Regions from separate parts of the Homo sapiens genome. Here all the other regions are linked to region 1. The links are chromatin contacts, found by Hi-C or POLR2A ChIA-PET in ENCODE. All regions are on one chromosome and are shown on one strand. Each heading gives the region's core, a stretch centred on a gene start or an enhancer-like site at or near the end of the contact. The rest is flanking DNA. Distances are from core to core; before and after follow the strand shown. Region 1 holds the start of RNF213-AS1 (RNF213 antisense RNA 1). Region 2 holds the start of SLC38A10 (solute carrier family 38 member 10). Region 3 holds the start of CBX2 (chromobox 2). Region 4 holds the start of CBX8 (chromobox 8).

Region 1 (2,773 bases), core at 99-2,598:
GCGCCAGGAACACCACATTCTGCCGGAACCACCTCATCCTGGGAACACGTTAACATCTTCCCGGACAGCAAGCCATACTGCCTAGATCCCTCCTGCCCAGGCCTATGAGTACCCCAGCCTGTAATCGCTGGTGGGCTCTGGCATTAAGCTGGCCCCCGACAGGTGTTTGCAATACACCTGTGTTGCTGTAGAGCCGCCCGCGCGCCGGCAATCTCACTGTGCGTCATTCTTTAACCTTCACCTTCCCTTCAAAACCTAACACCCTTGACGTTTATATTCAGGCTATTATATATACATACACACATACACCCTTCTGAATCCTCCCAGGAGAATATAAAACCATGGGTTAAACTGCTACACTTCAGCTTCAGTGGCTGCCTTTCAGTGCTTCAAATACACCAACCTCTTTCCCACCCCGGGACCTGCACGAGAAAGCTGCTCCACTCACCCGCCGTGCTCTTTCACTCACCCTTCAGGTGTCTTCAATATCGCCTCTCAGGCCTTTCCCAACCACCGGTTTAAAGTCGGCTCCCCACAAATAAATACATATTCTCCCTCACAGTACTTCGCACAACACCTGGCACAGCGAGAGCACTGAACCAACACTCATTCAATGAGGAACACGAGGTAAGAACCAAGACCCCCCAAGGTCGCCGTACTTTGTCTGGTAGGAGAAGCTTTCTGCCCAGCAAGGTCCGACCCAGATGAAACCCCGTCCAAGTCTGCAGCACCCCCGTGAGTCCAGCCCGCTAAACTGTGAAGAATTTAAATACACGACACCTGCCCTCAAAAGCTTGAGGGCACCCCTGAGCTGCCATCGAGGTGGGGGCGTCAACGACAGGCGCTCAGTAAGTGCTCCTGAGGCAACTGCCGGGCTGTCCTGGACCTGGTGAATCCTTTCGGGGTTCAGCAAAGGCGGACGCTGACCGGGCCAAGGAGTGGGACCTGCAGTGCTGGACCACCCTTTTCCAAGCGCAGAAGTGCCGTGCCCGCCGGCTCTCAACAGGGCAAGAGGCCCCTCTCGCCGTGCAGAGCGCAGCGCTTGCGGCGGGGACAGCAGAGGCGGGACGGGCGTCACGGAGTTCCCGGGTCCTCGCGCGGTCACTTACCTGGCCTCAGCTATCCGCTGAAAAAGGGGCGGACGGCCTCCCGGGATCCGAGCCGATATCGCGCGCGGCGCCGCGGGGCAACCTGAAGCCGTGTGCGTGCGTGTGCGTTCACGCAGGGGCTCACCCAGCGGCCACGGGCTTCTGAAGACCCGGGTGGGAAGTGCGGCCCGGGAAAGCGCAAGCGTCTCCATGGCAACGAGGGCGGACGGCGTCAGAGCGAGTCGCTTCCGGAAGTGACGTGCGGAAGGGGTGCCCGGGACGAAGCCATGGCCCTGGAGGCGGCGGGAGGGCCGCCGGAGGAAACGCTGTCACTGTGGAAACGGTAATGCTGTCAGGCGACGCGCAGGAGGCGGGGGCCGAGGCCGGGCGGCCCTTCGCGGACCCTCCGAGCTCATAGTCTTCAGGCTGTGGAATCGGAGCTGCCACCGCCCGAGACTCCAAAGCAAAGCCCAGTTTCCGGCGCGGAAGCGGAGGGATCTCAGGAATTGTAGTCCGCGGGGTGGGCGCGGTTCTCGCTTCCGGCCAGTTTGTCTGGCCTGCGCTTGCGCGGGTCTCCGCCGCCTGGGCTCCTAGGGACTGTGGCCTCGGCGGTATGTCCCTTGCTTTCCCTTGAAGCGGGAGAAGACCCGGCAGAGGCGCTCTGTCCGCTGCAGCCGCGCGGGTGGAGGAGGCAGAGTCTGAGGTGTGACCCCGACCAAGTTTGACGCTTCTGTCCTCCTAGGGAGCAAGCTCGGCTGAAGGCCCACGTCGTAGACCGGGACACCGAGGCGTGGCAGCGAGACCCCGCCTTCTCGGGTCTGCAGAGGGTCGGGGGCGTTGACGTGTCCTTCGTGAAAGGGGACAGTGTCCGCGCTTGTGCTTCCCTGGTGGTGCTCAGCTTCCCTGAGCTCGAGGTAACCTGGGAGGACGCCGAGCTCGAGGCGGGCCCCTCGGTGGGCTCGGGCGTGCGGTCTCCGGGACAGGGAGCAGTGCAAGCGTAGAACCCGGCTTCTCGTTTTGTAGGATGTCATTAATAGTCTGGGGAGTTGGCCGGGCGCGGTGGCTCACGCCTGCAATCCCAGCACTTTGGGAGGCTGAGGCGGGGGAATCACCTGAGGTCGGGAGTTCGAGACCAGCCTGACCAACATGGAGAAACCCGGTCTCTACTAAAAATACAAAATTAGACGGGTGTGGTGGCATATACCTGTAATCCCAGCTACTCGGAAGGCTGAGGCGGGAGAATCGCTTGAACCCGGGAGGCGGAGGTTGCGGTGAGCCAACATCACGCCATTGCACTCCAGCCTCGGCAACAAGAGCGAAACTCCATCTCAAAAAAAAAAAAAAAAAAAAAAAGTCTGGGGAGTCTTGGAAGGGAAAAAAAGGCAAAAATTAAGGGAATTCTGTGACTATTAAGAATCAGCTCATGAGCTTTATCTTCAAGTCTGATTGTTATCTTGGGTTCTTCATCTCAGTGACCTGTCCACCACGCTCCCAGTTGCCCAAGCTGGAGATCTGCATCCTCCTGGGCCCCTCCGTTCCTCTCGCGTCCAGTTGCACACTAGCTCGCTTTTATTCTGCCTCTTAAATGTCGCTGGAATCTGTCCCCTTGTCTGTTTCCCCTCTGCTCCTTCCCTGGCTGTGCCACCATCACTCCTGTGGGTTCCTGAGCAGCATTTTCATGGGTG
Region 2 (2,773 bases), core at 163-2,662, 880 kb after region 1:
ACTTAGAAATGGCCATTTTCTTTCATGTGTTATTCAATGCTGGAATGACGCTAAACTTTTTGTATTTGAGATTTTTTCCAACTGTGGTAACGTCTGCACACATTAGATCAAATGTGCAGTTTTTTGTTTTTGTTTTTGAGACGGAGTCTCCCTCTGTCGCCCAGGCTGGAGTGCAATGGCGTGATCTCGGCTCACTGCAACCTTCGGCTCATTGAAACCTTCGCCTCCCAGGTTCAAGCTATTCTCCTGTCTCAGCCTCCCAAGTATCTGGGATTACAGGCATGTGCCACCACCCCCGGCTAATTTTTGTATTTTCAGTAGAGATGGGGTTTCAGCATGTTGGTCAGGCAGTTCTCGAACTCCTGACCTCAGGTGATCCACTCGCCTCGGCCTCCCAAAGTGCTGGGATTACAGGTGTGAGCCACCACCCCCTGCCAAATGTGCGGTTTTTGTGAAACGCAGATCTTAGGTGTATAACCTGGTGGATGTTTTTAATCACCTTGCAACCAAGGTCCCTATCTAGTGTCGAAGCCTGGGAGTGGTGAGTTGTGTGCTTCTGAAGACAGGTGCAGTTGGGTCAGAGTTTTTAAAAACACGATAAAATGTAAAAATACGGAGTCCCACCGTTCCCTTCCGATTCTGGAGGATCATTTTGCTTTGTTACACTTTGCTTCGGTATCGAGTTTTTGAGTGTGGGGAACTTTCCGGCCCGGGCTGACAAGGGCTGCCAGGGCCAACGCCGTGCGCTTCTCATCCACGGATTCTCTACGGGAACTGCGCCGGGACCCAGAGGGTCGCCCCGCCCGCGGCCGCCTGCACCCGCCCAGCGAAGCCCTGCCCCGGCGGGAACTTTAACCAGGACGACCCAGCCAGACGCCCCCTCTGCGGGGGAGGCGAGGGCGGTGATCTCCGGGCCCACCGGACTCACCTGTTTGAAGCAGAAGGGCATGGTGAGGACACTGACCCCTACGATGCTGTTCACGATGTTCGTGATCAGCCCCCAGTTGGAGGCGGCGGCCGCGGTCATAGTGAGAGGTCTAGGGGCCCGGGGCGAGAGGCCTCGGGGGTCGCCGGGCTGCGGCCGGCTTTGGAAGCCCAGCCCGAGGCCACGGTCACAGGTCCCAACGTCCGGGACGCCGGTGGGGAGGGGATGGGCAGCCTGAACACGGGAGCCTGAGCAGGCGCGGGCGCGGGCCCCAGAGGCTGCCTGGAGGAGGCAGCCTCGAAGGCCGGCTGCGGGGGCGAGGTCAACCTCCGGACCCCGCCAAGCCCTGCGGCCGCCTCAGGGCCATGCGTCCCTCGCTCGGCCTCGCGGGCCGCCTGTGAATCTCCGAGCCCAGACCCGGAAGAGCCGCAGAGCCAGCTAGGGACACCTCAGCCCAACTCAGCTGCCGCCGCGGCGCTCACACTTCCGCCTTCCACGGGCTCCGTTGCCCGGAAGTGACGGCCAGGGGGTAGGGTTTGGTGGGACGCGAGCCAATGAGAGGCGGGCCCGGAGGGGCGGGCGGAAACTGGGCCGGTGGGCACCTGAGGGTCTCGCAGCTGTCCGGTTCGCCAAGCTGGTCCAGCCGACCTGTGCCCGGGGCCCCAGTTCAACGAGCTGGAGGACAAGGGACTCGCCCCGCGAGGCCTCGGTTTGGATGGGCAGTCGCGGGCTGGAGAGAAGGGGAGGCGCTGTGCCTTCCGGGGAGGAGCGGGTTTAAGGGTTCCTTTTTGACCTTTATTCCCAGGACCGATTCTGGGGCGAGTGCTTGGCGCCAGGGCACGGGGGCGGGGGCCCTGACTGCCTCAGCCGAAAAATAGTCTGTTGTGAGGAATTAGCACCTAGGAGGTAGGAATGAAACGCTGGGCACAGAGAGGCTCGGCCACTCCGCTAAGGCCACACAGCTCCAAGGGGAGGCGGTGCCCTGCCGAACTGCGCCCAGATCAGTGGCAATGTTGAACTTCACCTTTTCACACGAAAAGAGCAAGGGACATTCCTGGAGGGGACAGGAGAGGTGGAGGCTTACATGAACAGGGAAACCCGGGAGGGCTTCCAGAAGGAGGTGGCTTCTAGGCTGGAGCTTGAAGGACAAATGAGAATTCCTCGGGTAGAAATGGAGACCGGGGAGAGGAGAGAACAGAGAAGGGTCCCGATAGATCTGTGGATTCCTGGCACCTAGCTGCTCACTCTGAGTCTAATGAATGAGCGCGTAGACCGAATGGCTGGGAAGCAGCAAGTGATTCCAGGCTGCTGGGGGAGGACGGCGGAGGAAAGGAGGCCGTGTCTGCAGCACCTGCAGGACCAGGTGTCTTAGAACAGAGGCCCGTTCCTCAGGCACTGGCAGTGCAGCCACCAAGTAAGGCTGTGCCCCACCTTCAGGAGAACAGGAGGAAATGCCTGGGTAAAGACTAATTAAATACGCAGGCAAAATAACAAATGCCTGCGTTCTTTTTTTTTTTTTTCTTCAGTCAGAGTCTTGCTCTGTCGCCCAGGCTGTATATGCAGTGGTGTGATCTTGGCTCACTGCAACCTCCACCTCCCAGGTTCAAGCTATTCTCATGCCTCAGCCTCCCAAGTAGCTGGAATTACAGGCTCCCGCCACCACACCCGGCTAATTTTTGTATTTTTAGTAGAGACCAGGTTTCACCATGGTGGCCAGGCTTGCCTCAAACTCCCGACCTCAGGTGATCCGCCCACCTCGGCCTCCCAAAGTGCTGGTATTACAGGCATGAGCCACCGCACCCAGCCCATTTACTTTTATATAAATGAAATGGCATACACATTCCATAA
Region 3 (2,773 bases), core at 179-2,678, 640 kb before region 1:
CAAACAACATCTGAATTTGCACGTACTCTCCAGGAAATCAAATGAATGTAACCTATCTAACCAAAGAAACTGAAGAACACGCCATAAATTGAAAGATCGGTTCCTACAGTTCAGTATTTTCTCCAGTAGGCCTTTCTGTAAAAACAAAAAAACACATTTCTCCTGCAGAACCCTTTATAAATATGGTTTTGATGATCACAATTACATTGAGACAGTCTCCTACAACAAGAAACGACTTTTGGATCTGCTCAACAGAAAGAGAATTTTGCAGCTGTGTTCAAGGAAGCAAGAAAAGCAGAGAGTGAATTTTCATGGAGTTAGACTGCGTTGAGACGAATGAAGCTAAGGCTCAGGTCTCTTTCATTACGTGTTTGACTTGTCCTGATTCAAAATCTAAATAACTTAAAGGGTGATTCTTCATGGAATTCGAATCTTAACACCGGAATAAAAGGGTAGCCTGCTGACGACGATCACAGGGAGGACAAGGGGTCACCCCCACTTTCATAACATGGCCTGACCCTTTTCTGCCGCGGACAATTGATCCGAAGGACGCCGGCTGCCCAGCCCTGGCGGGCCACTACTGACCTAGTCCGAAGTTAGGAACAGCCTTGCAAACCGCCCCCTCCCCCTCCATTTCATCAAAATCGGGGAACAAATTCAGAAAAGGTGCAGCTGGTTTTCTCCCTACACGTGCCCTAAAACTCGGGGGCTGGATCCACTTTTCATAGCTGTTTAATAAGAACTCCGGGCAGTTCGTATTACTTCTTTCTCAGAGTGCTTGGTGGTTTAAGTTAAAGCATTTTCCTCTCTCGCCTTTGGGGGAAAAAGCCTCGGCTGCTGGGGTTTGTGGGCCCCTCCCCCGGACTTCGTCTTCCTTTCCTTCCCCAGCCCCCGACCCGTTTTGCTCTCGTCCAAAACAGAGCGACTCCCCCGCTGCCGAGGAAAAGCCAGTTCAAGAAGCCGGGGGAAGGGTGGGGCCCCGCGTGCCCCGGAGCAGCGCCCCTCGAAGGCGGGGGCAGGAAGCAGCCGCCGCGCCCCGTCCCGCTTCCCTCCCTTCGGGCCAGAACAATGGCTTTTTGCCCGGAAAACGGAGTTGGGAGCAAGGGCGGGCGCGCCCCGGGAATCACGCGGGACTCGGTGGGCGCCCCAGGCCCGAAGTCCCTAGGCACCTCCTCCCCCAGCCAGGGGCCCGCCCGCGCCCCCACCCCCGCCCCCGCCCCCGCCCGGGGCCCCGCGCGGGACCCCCCGCCGGAGCGCGAGGCCCAGCCCGCCGCGGACAATGCGCGCCCCGCCCCGCCCCGCACCCGCCCCCCCTCGCTGATTGGCCCGCACGGGATTTGGGCAGCGCGCGGGGGCGGGCGGCGGGCCGGGGCGCGGGCGCGGAGCGGCGGTGCGCGTGCGCGGGGCGGGCCGGCGCCGGGCGGGGGCGGTGCTTTGTGTGCTGCCGGCGGGGCGCGCGGCGGTCCGGGCGGGTGACTGGCGGCGGGCGCCGCGGTCGGGCTGGCTGCCGGGCAGCATGGAGGAGCTGAGCAGCGTGGGCGAGCAGGTCTTCGCCGCCGAGTGCATCCTGAGCAAGCGGCTCCGCAAGGTGCGTGCGGCCCGCCGGGCCCCCCGCCCGCCGCCCGCTGTCCGTCTGGCTCACGGCCCCTCTTCTCTCCCCGCAGGGCAAGCTGGAGTACCTGGTCAAGTGGCGCGGCTGGTCCTCCAAGTGAGTCCCCCGCGACGCCGCGCCCCCCTCCCGCCCCCTCGCCCGGGGGTGGGGACGTGGAGCCCCTCGGCCGCGCCGTCCGGTGGCCTGGGGGCGCCCGCGGGCAGAGCGGGAAGTTCGCGGGGTCCCCGCGGGCTCCTCCGGCTCTGAGGGGGGCGGGGGCCGCCCGGCCCGAGGTTGCCCTTTGTTTACACGCCCGCGGGTGCAGAGCTGGGCGGCCCCCCGCGCCAGAACCTCCTCGGCTGCCGCGCCGCGCTCCCCCCAACCCCCGTCCCGGCCGGGAGGGAGGCGCGGGATGCAAGCCCCCCTCCTCTTGGCCAGATTCTCCCCGCTGTAACCTGAGCTTGCTATTGATGGATGTAGAGTTTCTTTTTTTTTTTCTTTCTTTTAATGGAAGGGAGGGTGTTTGGCATCCCCGGAAGGGGCTCTCTGCACAGCTGCTCCCGCGGCCCCGTTTCTGCGTCTTCCCGGACCCCGCTCTTTCTTCGCTACCCCTCGAGGTGCCCCGGCCCGCGCGCCACATTGTTCTGGATCTCGGGCTGGGCGCCTGTGCCCCTCCCTGCATGCTGGACCTGCCTTCCCTTCCTCCTCTGGCTCCGGGCCAGGGTTTGGGGGAATCCCTCTCTGCAACTTTGCGTTTTATGGGGGTTTGTTTTTCTCCCAGGCAGAGACTGTGGGAGTCCTCTTGTGGCCTTGTTTTAATTGGGGGGTTGGAGCGGCAGTTTCCCTTTGGGTCTGAGGTTAGAGTGCTGGCTTGGTGGGGGGTGGCCAGCCTCCAAAACCTGGGTTTGGACTTTGAGAAGTGCCATGGTGCTACGGTGCCACTGCCATCGGCCCAAGTCGAGGAGCGGTGAGGGCGAGCCCCCTCGGGCTGCCTTGCAAAGCGGTGATCATCAGCCTGGCGTCTAATGCTGCCCTGTCCTCTGCTTTGCAGACATAACAGCTGGGAGCCGGAGGAGAACATCCTGGACCCGAGGCTGCTCCTGGCCTTCCAGAAGAAGTGAGGACGCTGACAGCACTGGGGAGGGTGTGGGGGAGGGACGGTGGCTGGTTGGAGTCGTGCTG
Region 4 (2,773 bases), core at 274-2,773, 620 kb before region 1:
TGCGCCTGCAGGAGAGAAGATGGTCTCAAGAGTGGGGCAGGGCCCTGTCCACCCCCACAGGACTCCTCCTCTATCCCTGACCTCCTATCTTTACCCTATGATGCCTGGGAATTTCTACATGGATGCATGGATGGGTGGGTGGGTGGGTGGGTGGATGGCTGGATGAATGGGTGGGATGGCTGTTGGAGCTGAGAGGTAGAAGGATGAGAGAAGAGGTAGAAGATTTGGCTGGAAGTAGTCATTTGCAAAAAGTACACTTTTTGCATTTGATTATTGTGTCCATTTGGGAGGGGGAGCGTAAAGGAATTCTAGTGTGGCCAAGCCCGTCCCCCCAGACACAGTTGGTGCTGCTACTGACTTGGTGACATCTTGTCAGGGAACTCCCTCCTACATTACAAATAGGCAACATGTGTGGACACCCCATTGGCTCACAGCCCTCAGAGCCCCCTTCCCACAAATCACTCCATAACATGGTCCTCCACCATTGGACACTGCCAACCTACTTTGAGGAGGAAGGTTTTGGGCTTGGGTCCACGCTTTTTGGGGCCATAGAGCTCCATCTCTCTTTCCCTGGAGAAAGAAGAAAAGGAGAAAGGGTGCGTGAGTAAAGAAAGCAAGTGGGACTCTAGTCCAGGCTGGAAAGAAGCCACTCTACTTGTTTCTAAGTGAGCGGCTGGGACTTGGAAGGGTCTGTACCTTTCCTCAAAGGCTGCGAGCAAGCGAGCATCCAGGATGTTTTCCTCCGGTTCCCATGTGCTGTACCTAAAGGGAATCAGGAAGAAGTGGGCATCAGTCCCAGGAGCAGGGTGAGAGCAGAGGGGGTGTGTGTGTGTGTAACTTTTCTCATTGCATTGTATTGTATTTCAATGTAAAGGCAAAAAGAGGAAGAAAGAAACCTCCCGAATAACAGTCTGGGGTTGAGAATTGCATATAACCTACTTACTTCTGCGACCATCCCTTCCATTTCACGAGGTATTCCATGCGTCCCTGCGGGTGCAAAGGCGATAATGTGTGTGCATGGGGAGAAACGCATGACGAGGATACAAGAAATGCATGCGAAAATGCATGCACCAGATGAATGCTCGAAACCCCGCCGCAAAAGGCACGCGCCCGCTGCATCACCCCTGCACCTAATGCTGCACAAAGTGCATGCACCGGCATTCATTCCCCACCCCGCCCCCCACCCATGCAATCCGTGCATCGCTGCAAGTCTAAGGAAAGCGCCTGGGCTCAGAGCTGCCGCCGCCGCCGCCGCCACGGCCGCGGCCGCTGCTGGGACCTGGGGGAAGGGAAGCTGGGCTGCAGCAGGGGGAGGGAACCCGGGCCGGGAGGGGAGGGCCCGGCCGCACGGAGGCCCTAGGCCCGGGGGCACCTACTTTCCGTATGCGCCGCTTCAGGAGGGCTTCGGCCGCGAACACCCGCTCCCCCACCGCTGAAAGCTCCATGTTGACTCGCCGCTTCCCCCCTTGGCCGCTTCCAGGAGCAGAAAAGCAGCAGCCAGCGCACGACAGACCATAATACTCTCCCGCTGACGTCAGTTCTCCTCCCCCTCCCGGCGCTCTCGCTCCCTCCCGCGGCCCCCCTCCCGCGCTCCTCCGCTCGGCCCCCTCCCCTCCGCCCAGTGCTTCCTCCCGCCCCACGTGTTGCTAACGACGTTGCTAAAGCCGAGCGGCCGGAGGCCTGCGCCCCCGCACGCTGATTGGACGAGCTCCGAGCCACGCCCCTCTGCCTTTCTCCCCCGCGTTGCTACGTGACCAGCGTTCCAATCGCCAGGGGGCGGAGTCCGAGGCGACTCCAGAGACCGAGCGCGCGAGTGGGAGGGGGCGCCGCCGGAAGTGACGCCAGGGGAAGGCGGGCCCGGCCGCTGTCAGTCTGCGGGGCTGGCGAGGGGGGCAGGCCGCCCTCTGTCCTCGCCGGGGCCCCCCTCCCCCGCCACCAAGTTGTCCCTCCGGCGTTCGGCGTCCCCCACAGCTCTCGCTGGGATCCCCGCGGCGATGTCAGCCCGGCTCCGCCCCTCGGCAGACCCCGGCCCGCCGCCCCACCCCCACCGCCCAGGACTCGCGCGGTCCCCTCCCCCAGCCGCCCGCGCCGCACAATGCACAATGCACAGGTGCTGGGGCGCCGCGGGCCGCGCCCGAACCCCGAGAGCCTGCGGCGCGCCCATCGGCTGGCTTCTCCCCCGGCCCCCGCCCCCCTCCCCCGGAGCCGCACACCCGACCCCCGGTCTCCATGGCAACGTCCCCCCCCCCCCCAAGCCGGGTCCCGCTAACAAATCAATGTGCATGTGTCTCAGGCTCCTGTCGCGCGGCCCTGCCCTCGGCCACCCTCCGGGCCCTGCGAGCCGGGCTGGCTGGAGCGCTCGTCCCCGGCTCCGAAGCCGAACACAGACCTGGTGGAGGCCGGGCTGTTCCCTCCGGAGCCCGGCTGCAGCCCAGGACCCCACAGAGGATGTCGCGCGGCTTCTTCCTGCCCCCCGACCATCCCCGACGCCCGCAGCCACCTGCCCCTGCCCTTAGCCCAAGCTGCCCGCCCCCGCCAGGCTTCGGCCCCGAACCTCGCCTTCCCCTCGCCGCCCCCTGCTCGGGGCCTGGGTGGGCTAAGGGCATCTGGGCGGAGCCGGCAGAGGATGGGGCGAGCGGCTGGGGGTGCGTCTGGCTTTCCCCGAACCCCGGCGCCCGGCCCGCGCACTTCCTGTCCACCGCTCTTCCCAACGTGGGCGGCGGACATCCTGCGAGAAACGCCAGCGCGGGAAGCTGGGGGACGTCGCCGGGTC

The links. A loop is a pair of places that touch in the nucleus more often than their neighbours do. ChIA-PET counts read pairs that join two places held with the same protein, here RNA polymerase II (POLR2A). Pooled maps may share reads with other maps.
Region 2: a loop to region 1 is called in a pooled map, with 11 times the contacts of the local background. The contact joins the promoter of SLC38A10 here to the promoter of RNF213-AS1 in region 1. A Hi-C loop is called at or near these places in 7 of 50 pooled maps.
Region 3: a pooled map shows a loop between it and region 1 (6-fold over the local background). The contact joins the promoter of CBX2 here to the promoter of RNF213-AS1 in region 1. A Hi-C loop is called at or near these places in 1 of 50 pooled maps. POLR2A ChIA-PET finds 5 or more read pairs at or near these places in 2 of 52 experiments (H1 and PC-9).
Region 4: a map of dorsolateral prefrontal cortex shows a loop between it and region 1 (3-fold over the local background). The contact joins the promoter of CBX8 here to the promoter of RNF213-AS1 in region 1. A Hi-C loop is called at or near these places in 1 of 168 maps with a recorded cell type or tissue (dorsolateral prefrontal cortex) and 6 of 50 pooled maps. POLR2A ChIA-PET finds 5 or more read pairs at or near these places in 2 of 52 experiments (GM10248 and PC-9).

What each region holds. Positions count from the first base shown.
Region 1 is chr17:80,413,820-80,416,592 of GRCh38, forward strand. It overlaps RNF213-AS1 (RNF213 antisense RNA 1), which reads right to left and starts at 1,349. Exons shown (of 2, transcript NR_029376.1): 1 at 1,110-1,349. It overlaps ENDOV (endonuclease V), which reads left to right and starts at 1,348. Exons shown (of 10, transcript NM_173627.5): 1 at 1,348-1,431; 2 at 1,831-2,002. The coding sequence starts at 1,376. RefSeq lists an enhancer at 1,781-1,870.
Region 2 is chr17:81,293,895-81,296,667 of GRCh38, forward strand. SLC38A10 (solute carrier family 38 member 10) reads right to left here and starts at 1,413. Exons shown (of 16, transcript NM_001037984.3): 1 at 929-1,413. The coding sequence starts at 1,027. RefSeq lists silencers at 889-958, 1,059-1,328 and an enhancer at 1,989-2,078.
Region 3 is chr17:79,776,720-79,779,492 of GRCh38, forward strand. CBX2 (chromobox 2) reads left to right here and starts at 1,429. Exons shown (of 5, transcript NM_005189.3): 1 at 1,429-1,588; 2 at 1,665-1,708; 3 at 2,643-2,708. The coding sequence starts at 1,517. RefSeq lists silencers at 1,234-1,613, 1,624-1,693 and an enhancer at 2,089-2,682.
Region 4 is chr17:79,795,554-79,798,326 of GRCh38, forward strand. CBX8 (chromobox 8) reads right to left here and starts at 1,524. Exons shown (of 5, transcript NM_020649.3): 1 at 1,377-1,524; 2 at 944-987; 3 at 697-762; 4 at 504-570; 5 at 1-5. The coding sequence starts at 1,445. RefSeq lists enhancers at 1-309, 1,557-1,851 and silencers at 1,223-1,602, 1,763-1,972, 2,003-2,162.